Regions from separate parts of the Mus musculus genome. Here region 1 is linked to region 2. A link is a contact called in ENCODE Hi-C or POLR2A ChIA-PET data. All regions are on one chromosome and are shown on one strand. The core of a region is the stretch at or near the end of the contact, and the rest is flanking DNA. Distances in the headings are between cores, read along the strand shown. Region 1 has its middle 78 kb from the start of 4933406G16Rik. Region 2 has its middle 7.5 kb from the start of Meis1.

Region 1 (5,313 bases), core at 2,323-4,822, 120 kb after region 2:
TTAAGTTCTTTATGCACTGATGAACCAGTCAAAGGATAGGTCTTAAACCTGGTGTGATTTTAAACACAGCAGTCTCCCTTATTGTCTCCAAAGGTCTTTAAGGGACATAAAGGCATCAGTAGCATCCACATATGCTCACTCCTGTTGTTTGAATGTGAACTGTTCCCCACAGGTCATTGGAGCACTTGGTCTCCAACTGGTGGTGCTCTTTTGTGAGGGGGTAGATCATTTGCATATGGCCCACTCCTGTCACCATGCCCTCTACTCCACGATAGACTCATCATCCCTGAAACCACAAGCAGAATAAATACTTCCATTATCCAGTTATTTTTGCCAGGTATTCTGTGTAAGTGATGAGACAAAGAGCTTTCTTGCAGTGGCGGTGTGAATTAGTACGGATTCCAGGCTTTCCTGGAGAGCCAAGTTACTTACAGGCTGCAGCAGCACAGCGCTCAATGGGTGCTGGGCTGGGGAAGTGACTTCCTGGTTGTTCACCATCCATGTGACACTTAGCGTTCCAGCACAGCACTGTGTACGGACGTAGGGAGACAGGGAAACTGCTCACTCTTCATGTTCAAATGGACTAGCCAAATAGAATATCAGCGGGTCCAGACCATTCAGCCCTCTATCACAGCCCACAAAGCCAGACCTTTCATAGTTAAGAGCTCTTAATTCAACACTTGCCAGGAGTTCTGCTAATAAAAGTGGCAATCTTTGGATGCCTATTACCACTTTCTCTTTTAAAACAAAGATTTTATTCGCCATGTCAATGCTTTGCCTTCATGGGTGTATGTGTACCACACAGAGAGGTCAGGAGAGAGCATTGGATCTCCTGCAACTGGAGTTACAAATGAGTGTGAGCCACCATGTTGGTGCTAGGACTCCATCCAGGTCCCCTGCAAGTGCAGTGACTTCTATGAATCTCTGAGCCATCTCTCTAGCCCAAGACTGGGTTCTTATTTAATTTCAAACTCACAAACCTGAGGGTAATGCTTCAACACAGTGCCTTCCCCTTGGAGAGTCATTCAGACTGAGCACTCTAGTTCATGCCCCTGTCCTCACCAACGGGCCGCTGAAATACTTGTAGAAAAAATGCAAGAATTAGTCCACTGGCAGGGGATTGGAGTGGGAGTTCACTGGCTCCTTTCCACATGTTCGCTGAGGTGCTGTGTGACTCTAATCGCTCTGCTTTGCCTTTCGTCCCCTGTAAAATGGGAGTAGAAATCTATGTGAATGTCCTCACAGTGTGTTTGTAAAAGGAGAGCTGAAATCATGGCAAGAAAATGTATCTGACTGGAAGATACGTTTTCACGCATACTCTAGACTTTGATTGCTGGGGAAGATCAGGGAAGCCTTAATCTGTCCTGAAGCATGCAGAGACTCAGGGACATGTTCTCTTAGGCTTGCTGCCTTGGGTAGCACAGGGCCTCGTCGTAGTGAAGAGCTTGTGTTAGAAAAGCCTGCTGCTCCGATGGAAGCCAGGAAGGAAGGAAGACAGAAGGGACTGCTGCTAGTCCACCCTTTCCAACAGTGCCTGTGTTGAGTCAAGCCTTCAGCACAGGGACCTCTGGGGACACTAAAGACCCAGATTTTAGCAACATATATAAGGCACTTTACTCATTCATTAACAGGAGAACTGGGATGCTGACAAAAGGAAGCAGAGGAGAAAGAGGCAAACACAAGGAGGGTTTCTCCATTCAAGGCTGGGGTCTTGTCCTTCATCTCATTTCCATATCCTAGCACAAACATCCTAAGAGATGAGTATTATGGGATTGTAGGCTGGTTCTTGCCTTAAGGGTGGTGTGTGTGTGTGAGAGAGAGACTCTTCATTACCTATCTCCCACTAAAATACAACATCCATGGAATGTCTCTTTATAACATGAAATATTTCTTACATCAGTGGATATATATATATATATACACATACATACATATACATATATATATATATATAATCAAATTTATTTTTTAACTCTCTATTTCCCAAATCATGGAGGCAAAGTTGTCATTGAATAAATTGCTTGTTTTTCTCCAGGTGGTTACAACTCTAACAGATTTATCTTGGCAACACTGTGCCTGGATTTGTAACAGGCTGGGCAACAGGACTGGTTGTTACAGGTTGTACTGGAAAAGTGTAACACCTTCCTTAAACCAGATGTTGTGGTCATCTTTCTTTCCATCAGGCTCTCTGTCTGCCATATATATATATATATATATATATATATATATATATATATATATGAACTCTCGTATGTGCTGAGTTTTCCACTAGGCAGTCTGGTATTTGCTTCAGAACACTGAAAACAACTGTGGTAAAATGTCTGGGTTTGTGATTACAGAGCCCCTTACAGACCTAGACAGAGGATCATGAAGCTTCTTCTGAAAATTAAAAAAATAATAATTAAAGAAAGAAACTCCCATTTGGATGCCCCTTCTTCCATTCTCACCACCTGTTAGAAATGCTGTTAACAGAACACAGCCATGGAACTTCTTTTAATTGACACCCCCCAAAACACACACACGCACACACACACACACACACACACACACACACACACACACACACCACCCACACTTCTTTCCCTATTCTCTTTCCTTCTTTTCTCTCTCCCTCAAACAGATATATCTCCCTCCCTCCCTCCCTCCCTCCCTCCCTCCCTCCCCCACTTTCCCTTCTTTCCTTGTTCCTTTCCTGTCCTCTTTCTCCTCCGATTTTTATGGAATATTCTCGAATTTACCTGGTTTAGGAGTCAGGCTAGCCTATTCCATATTGCCCACGATTTAGCAAATGTGCTGCTGAAGGGCCCATTAAAAAGCAACCTTCCCTTCCCTGTGAGTGCCAACCAGAAGACATCAAGGGGGAAGGTCTCCCAGAAACTGTTATGGAAGAACCCCCTACACACACCAGAGAACCTGGTTTCCAGGCCTATGAAAACACCCGTGCGTGCGTGCGTGCGTGTGCGCGCGCGCATGTATACACAGAGAGAGAGAGAGAGAGAGAGAGAGAGAAAATGAGAGAGAGAGAATGAGAGAGAGAGAATGAGAGAGAGAGAGAGAGAGAGAGAGAGAGAGAGAGAGAGAGACTCTGAGCTGTGAGCTGTCTCCAGCCAACATCTAAATTGCTTCAGCCACTGGCAGGCCAACCGGAGCCCTGTGGAAACATGAGCTAAGTGAAGACAGCCCGCCTCCAGGTGCTCCTCATTGCCACAGCTCCTGACACTTCTTGGCCACCCATCATTTTCCATTTGGTTGCGGGCAGTCTTCTTATCTTCAAAGCGTTTTTATGCGCTTGCAGAGGCAAGCCTACCCCGGACTAAAGTTCTCGGTTCTCTCTGCCCTGCAGCCTGTGCCAAGGACCCAGCTGCTTGCGGCCACTACCATCCCGCTACAGCCTGCATTTCCGAGTTTCCACTACTGGGATAAAAAAAAAATTGGAAAGCAGTTTGCTTCTTTTGGACCCCGAAGGCTCCTTTCGGAAGGAGAAGACAGAATGAGAAAGCCCAGGGGACGATTGGCTTGAAAGTTTAAAAAAAAGGCCCTACAAGGCCGGCCTGAATGGTGTCTTGTGTGACAGAAGAATCCCCCAGTCTGTCTGGTTTTGGCCAAGGCCCCTGCTCGTTCGCCTGGTTCCTTCTCAGGATTACCACTGCTTGCCCTGAGTGCCAATTCTAGGAAAGGAACTCTTGGGTTGGGTTGGTCCTGTGAGATCATGCTTTGGCCTTGCCAGGGCCTGTATGCTATTATAATAAAGCAATACTACCGTATCTGTAACATACCTAAGCCCTGATGGCTTCTATTGCTGTGGGCTTCCCCCTTCATTTGCAGGGTTGGTTTTTTGTTTTTTTTTTTTTTAATTCCTTTCAGAACTCTAGAACTGGCCTTTAGAAACAGCCTCCTTGCAAACACACTGCCTGTTGACCCTGGCATGTACTTATAAAGAGGGCTGTTAGCACCCAGGATTTATGTTTCAAATATCATTTTAATTTCTCAGGCAAAAATCTTGCCATAAGATATTCACTCACTGGTGGACTTGCATCCCACGGTGTCTCATTTTCTCTTCCTTGAATGTACACACAGATATAAACTCTTCGTTAATGAAAATGTGCTCATGGCTTCTAAGAAAAGGTTCTCAGTGCCCGATTCATTGAGACGCAGATCATTTGTTTGTGGGGAACTCACTCCCAAATGCCATTCTCCTTTTAGCTGATAAATTATGCATATAGCTTTGCGAGTCAGTAAGTCCTTCTTTTTAACCCCCAGGATACCTTTTATTGCTATGTGCAAGCCACATGTAACCTGTCCCAACAGAGTCGTGGATCTTCCCAGAGATGTAAGCTTCCCTTACATTTACTAGGGAACACGTAGCCCTACTTTGCTTTTCTGTGGCTGCGATAAGCACCAGGACCAAAAGAATCTTGGGGAAGAAGGGTTTATTTAATTTTCCAACTCTCTGGTCTCGATCCATCATTGAGAGAAGTTACAACAGGAGACAGAAACAGGAACCTGGAGGCAGAGAGAACAGAGGAGCACTGTTTACTGACTGGCTCAGCTGCCAGAGTGGCTCACTGTGACAACTGTGGTGTCAAACTGGGTCCTATTTCCTGTGCAGAGGGTTCTAGGTAACACATACTCCCTTACTCATTTCATGATGAAGATTCTGGATATGAAAAACGAATGGAAAGTTGGAAAACGATTCTTGCATCCGTCTTGGGTATGTTCATTCACCTCTCCTACTCTAGGACTCAGCTCTGGGAGACACTTTCCCTGGAAGCATCCTTTAATTCACAAGTCCCCCCTCAAGCCTCAGGTTGGGGTACTTCTAATATCATGTACACCCTTTCAGTTTTTTCAACACTTCTTGAACAAATGACATCAGTCTCCCATTTGAGACAGGAAAGCAAGAGCCTTCCTTCTCTCTCTAGTGCTTTCAGTATTCCACTGTTTGTCTGCATGCTTTTAGTATTTTGAGGGAGCGTCTACGATGTAGTACCAGCTGGCTAAGCATTCACTACGGCCTGGAGCTTGTGACGATCCTTCCATTGCTGCCTCCCGAGGCCTGGAATTGTAGGATGGAGCACCATGCTCAGACCCCATGGCACTTAATGTGAAGCTACATCTCAGAAGGGATGCCCCCTCGTCGGCAACCCCAACAGCTGTGCTGTCCGTTAGCCATGTGACCTCTCTGCATATCACACTGATACCTCACCTGACACGCTCTGGGGCTGATGGGCTTCCTCTACAGCCCACTCTGTAGCGCCTGGCACAGATACTCATAATGTCTTATCTGTTGTAATTAGAAAAAGGAAGCTGGGC
Region 2 (5,395 bases), core at 1,613-4,112:
GTCTTTTATTAATTAAATAGAGGGTTTAATAAAATATTCCTAATAAAATTTATGGTTGTCTTAAAACTTTCTAAACAGTGCTATAAATTCTTAATAAAATTAACTGGGAAATGAGTTATTAGCCTACACTTTGCCTTCCTCCAAACCTCGACAGGGTCTGCAGAGTGGAAAGAAATGGAGATTTTTAAAAAATATAAGTATTAGGCAAAGCTATAGATTGCCCTAAAGAGGCCCTAACTATTATCTCCTGGTGGCTTTAGCACCCAAAGCACTCCCAAAACTGCACACAAAACTTCAAAAGCATTTCTCTCCTTTACAGCACACTACATATGCATGTGTACACATTTTCATTTAAAACACAATGGTCAGTGTCTGAGCCTCAGCTTTGTGTTGAATATATTAAAGAACATAGAAGTATAATACAAATTCTAACATGAAATTTTGAAGGCCCAAGTTGCAAAGACTTTACCCACTAGAAACTAAGTAAAATTGAGGTGCCTCATTTTTTTCAAAACTTTAAATCTCTCAATTATTTAATTTCCCTACAGGTAGCTTTTAGTTACTAAAACCTGCAATAATAACACGTCTCTCCATTTATAACCATTAATGTATTTTCTGAAGGAAATGCATCTGTTGAGCAGATACACAAAAATATTTTCGTATGACTCCATCTCAAAGTTTTGCAAAGTTAATTTTGTTTTTTTTTTTTTTCTCTCTGCTTCACCGGTGGATCCAGTGCTGTCTGCCTGCCTTTTCTAAAAGAACAGGCCACTGGCATCAAAATAGAACCAAACCTCTCTGGATTGTTCATTATTTAAACGCTTGATCTTTTGTGCCGTCTACTGGACAATAGAAAAACTGCAGCCTTGTTTACTTTAAACTTTTCACTGTCCAGTATTTAGTGAAGGTGGGGGTGGGGAGAGGTGTGTGTGTGTGTGTGTGTGTGTGTGTGTGTGTGTGTGTGTGTTGGGGGTGGGGTGGGTAGGATGAGAGTTGATACTAGTAACAGACAAGAAAGACCCACAGGTCTTGGGACTCACTGTAAAGGTATTATACTCAAATTATGTTTTTCAACCCAAAAGATGCATCCAAGCTACTTGGTTAAAGCACGAGACTAATTATTTCAAATACTGGATTCTCACTTCCTACCCACCCTCTTTTACGATCACTGTGGAAAAAGCCATAAAAGGTGTGACAGGCTCAACCTCTCTGAGAAGACACTCTAGGCGATTGCTTGACTCTGAGTGTGTACTAGCTTGAGAGATGAGCTAAAAGGTAACACCTACCTGGACAGTGGAGGATGCGCACATCAGCGCTTGGCACCCAAATATAATATTATCTGGCAACCAAGAAAGCCACTTTTAGAAGATCAGAGATGAAACTGGCTATGAGAAAATTTTTGTGCACACTCCTTTAGTGATTCCTGAAGCATATATTTAGTGCTACTGGGGAGGAAGAGCAGGGAGGTGCAAGTCTTATAAAAGTTAGACACTTCTTACAGCAGAGGCAGTCTCTGTTCTCTGAAATATTGAAAATACTATATGTGTTTTTGTTTGATTTAAAACTATGCATGGAGCCCTAGCATTATGGAAGCTTTGGAATAGAAAAAAAAAAAAACAACTTTGACCTCTGACATTGATTTAGTTTCTGAAGTAATAGAAATATACTTCAATATATGGCCATATAGAAATAATTTTGTGATTTAAAAAGCTCGATACCCTTTCCAACAATGAAGAAATTGAGTTGGTCTTGGTCAAAGAGCCACAAAACCTTGGTGCAAGGACTCTTCAAACTGTAGATCTGCTTTGCTGAAATCAAGCCAGGAGTGTATGCCAACTTACCAGCGATAACTTAAAAAGCAAAATTTACTTTTAAAGAATATACAATAGGGAAGAGGGAGAGTAAGACATTTTATTGATACGTAAATGTATTTTAGCAATGCTTTTCAAATGTGTGTTTTGAAGTGACACCCTGTCAGAGTGGTTTTAAATATCAGGGTTATCAGAGAATCCAGACTGCCACTGACTACACAGTAAGCATGGATACGACTTGCATGGGAGTCTGAAACCTGGGGTAGCTTTAATTGAGCTCACAGGTAGTAAATGGCTACTATTTTATGAACGACTTAACTCAAGTTTTAAAAATAAACAAAAATCCTACTTGCAATAGCTGGAAAACTTAGAATTTTTTTTCCCAGAAAATAATCACAAGTGAATTCAAGCCTGATATAGTCCACACTGGTAATGGAATTACCAAGTGCTGGAAGAGAACTGGCTGGTGCAGACGCAGCCAGCAGTTGCAAACATTTACCTTTGAAAGCAACTGGATGAGGCTGATTGCCCATGCTTAGCATCGGTATTACACCGAATAAAGGGGCAGGTTTTGTGCGAATCTCCAGGCAAAAGGGTGGTAGTGGGGAATGATTATTCAAAAATAAATATTTTAACATTTCATTGAGTCGTCTAATGAATAAGAAAATCGTCGAAGGCTTCCTGCAGCTCAGAGAGAATTCTAGCGGTGCGGAAAAACACTAGGAGAAAAGAAGAAGAAACTGAAGGGTGCCTGCTGAGCAGTTACTCATTTGTGACGTACTTTTCTGTGCCTTTATTGAAAAATGAAAAATAAATACCATCTTTCCTTGTCTTAAAAATAGCTTCAGACTACGGTTATGCTTGCTGAAAATCACATTGTCTAAACAACTTCTGCATGGTAGGGTCCGTTTGAAAACGGGAGGAAAAGTCTACAATCTTGCAGGCTCCCCTCCTTCCAGGTCCGAAAGGATAATTTCTCTCACAGGCGCTTCCTTGGCCACTTCCGGGAATATGGGGTGGGGGCAGTCACCGTATCCCTCCGCCTGTGCGGGTACGTGTCGCCAAGCCTCAGTGGCCTGCCTGCACTCCTGGAGTGAGCATTCCCTGGGATCGGTGGGGTGCCCGAGGCCACGGGATTTGCAAGCACAGGGGATAGGAGTCTGTGCACACTGGGCTGGGTTCAGGGGAGTTCTGAGTCCTTTGGGGAGAGGACGAGTGGCCAGAAAAGGTGGAAAAGATCCCTTTGCAGGTAGCTGCCTGTCGGGTCCCCGGCCACTCTGGACAGCCATTCTGTGGGGGACTTGAGGGGGGGACTGAGGGAGCAGATCCCGTCTAGAGGCTCTGGGTAGCCCGCCCGGTGCAAAGCTCTTGGGGACACAGGGACACCGCGCGCGACTCTGGCAATAGCTTCCACTGCTCGAGGCTGAGTGTCATAAGGTGCCTTTCTTCCCAGCTAGACTGAAGGATTCCTGAGCTCTCGGCCTGGGGTCTGATTCTAGAAGCTTCTGGCCTTTGTTCACGGACAGTTTTTCCTTCGAGGGGCATTCAGGCGGTCAATAGGTCCTGTAGGTCATGTGCTCGGTGATCAGAGAGCCTCGGAACATGGAGGGACCCTTGTGCACGCTCGGAGGGAGGAGCTGAACTGAGTTAGGGCTTCAGGTTCTCAGAAGAGCCGCGTGGAGATTCGCGCGTGTCCTCACTTCAGCTTCCGGCCGCCGCGAGTGGACGCGGAGGGACCTAAGGGACCGGGGAGTCGAGTCGCACAGCGCCGCGTGCAGCGAGCGGAGCGGGCGGGAGGAAGGACTTCAGGGAACAGCAGAGCCGGGCAAGCGAGGGCGGGGCCAGGCGCCGTGGGACCCTGGACCCAGAGACTCAGAGGGCCTCAGACTCAGAGTCCCGCTTAAAGCTGGAGTCAGACTCTGGCTGGGCTCGTCCCTAGACGCTGCCACGGCGGGAAATGAGCGTGTCCCCTTCCGCGCGAGATCCGGGTCAGGCATTTGCAGGATGGCACGTCCACCTTTCGAGGTGGGCAAAGCTGTGTGGGCCTCCATGTTCACATTTAACAGATAGAAATGTCCTTGGGGCAAGGAAGCAAAGGAAAATATGTTGGAGGGGCAGGAGCTACTAATACTGAAGGCTGGGCTAAGACTCTGGGAGAAGCCATTGCCCTCCTTCAAGCAGTAAAAAGTCACTCAGTGCCCTAATGACCTGGATGAAAGATCTGCTTGGGGGTCCCCTTTTTACAGCTGTTCCTCCACAGCTGAGCACTTCAGAGCTCAGGTGTCAAGGCATTTATAAGCCCATTTCACAAATGCACAAGCAAAGATCCAGAGAGTTTAAATGACACATCCAATTTCTTCTCTTTTCTATGTGCCTCAATGTTCTTTTTAAAACCCCCCCCCCCAATTTATTTAAAAAACAAACAAACAAACCCACACCAGAGATTTTGCTCTTCTCTCCTAAGAAGACTGGAGGTAGGTATATGCTGTGTGCTGGCAGAGCATGGCCTGGATAATGATGTGGAGTTCTAGCTTGGTAGCCCGGACTCCATCATTGAGACACTTTCTGTGAGCCAGGAACCCCCTAGGCTGCCTAGGAGGAGGAAGGTTCAAGACAAAAAAAGAGACTAAAAAGAGCTTGTAGATGACAGCAGGAGTCTTCCAGGGCTTGCCCCGTCTAGGACAACCTCCCCCCCCTCCAACCTCCCCCCCCCCCAGCAGCAGCAACAACCAAAAGCCTTCAGGCTTTTCCATGGACTTCCTGGACTCCTACTTATTCAGTTCCCTTGGGACAAGGAAGAAAGGAGCCTGGAGGGTTTGAATAGATGCCAAGACTGACTCTAGGGTCAACTGGCCCGGGTCTGGTCACCCACATAGCAGGGACACTCAAGACATCATTTACTCCTGTACCACATGACTTCTAACCCTGTCCCACTAGTAGCTTGTCTTTAGGAACTCAAACACAAAGGAACTCAAAACATCATAGATTTCAAACAGACATAATATCTAATTGGGATGCTAAGATCTAAACCTTACAAAACTGTATTGTATTCTCTTTCCCTGAACCCCACTGCCCACCCCGTTACTAGAACACTGTCCAAGGGAGGCCAGGATGCGTAGTGAGTTGGTAGTGCTAAAATCCTTAGCTGAGCTTCAAATTTTGTTCCTAAAACAAAGCAGTTATTTATTTCTGTTTTATCTTCACTTTCTGTTTATCTCTAACCTTTTAGTATAAGTTTTGGTTGCCTGGGATTTTATCTTGGATGTTCGGGAGAAAAAAAATTGCAGTCAGATATTTGGCCATTTCTTAAAAATCTATACAGCTTTCTGTTTTGTTTTATTGTTTTTGTTTGTTTCTCTATTTGTTGAATAGTAACAGAACAGAGTAATAGCCCAACACTCTTTGGAGCTAAAACTTCAGTACTATTCTGTGTCACTTTAAAGATAGCTGCTTAGTCACGTCATATATCCTGAAAGGGCTTGCAGAACCCAGAACTTGGTGGGGCACTCACTGTACTGCTTTATGTGTGATCATTTAGTGATGTTCATAGACTGAAACGGAAGAATAATTGCAGAAATTAGAAA

Evidence for each region. A loop is a pair of places that touch in the nucleus more often than their neighbours do. ChIA-PET counts read pairs that join two places held with the same protein, here RNA polymerase II (POLR2A).
Region 1: a map of heart shows a loop between it and region 2 (4-fold over the local background). The contact joins two enhancer-like sites. A Hi-C loop is called at or near these places in 1 of 37 maps with a recorded cell type or tissue (heart). POLR2A ChIA-PET finds 5 or more read pairs at or near these places in 2 of 5 experiments (both embryonic stem cell).

Annotation. Positions count from the first base shown.
Region 1 is chr11:19,140,180-19,145,492 of GRCm38, forward strand. No RefSeq gene overlaps it. Among named protein-coding and RNA genes, the nearest start is that of 4933406G16Rik, 78 kb to the left of the region's middle. Within about 2 kb of position 3,573, at least 1 of the 3 ENCODE cell types and tissues checked has a DNase peak (open chromatin) inside an H3K27ac peak, as active enhancers do.
Region 2 is chr11:19,023,814-19,029,208 of GRCm38, forward strand. No RefSeq gene overlaps it. Among named protein-coding and RNA genes, the nearest start is that of Meis1, 7.5 kb to the left of the region's middle. Within about 2 kb of position 2,863, at least 1 of the 3 ENCODE cell types and tissues checked has a DNase peak (open chromatin) inside an H3K27ac peak, as active enhancers do.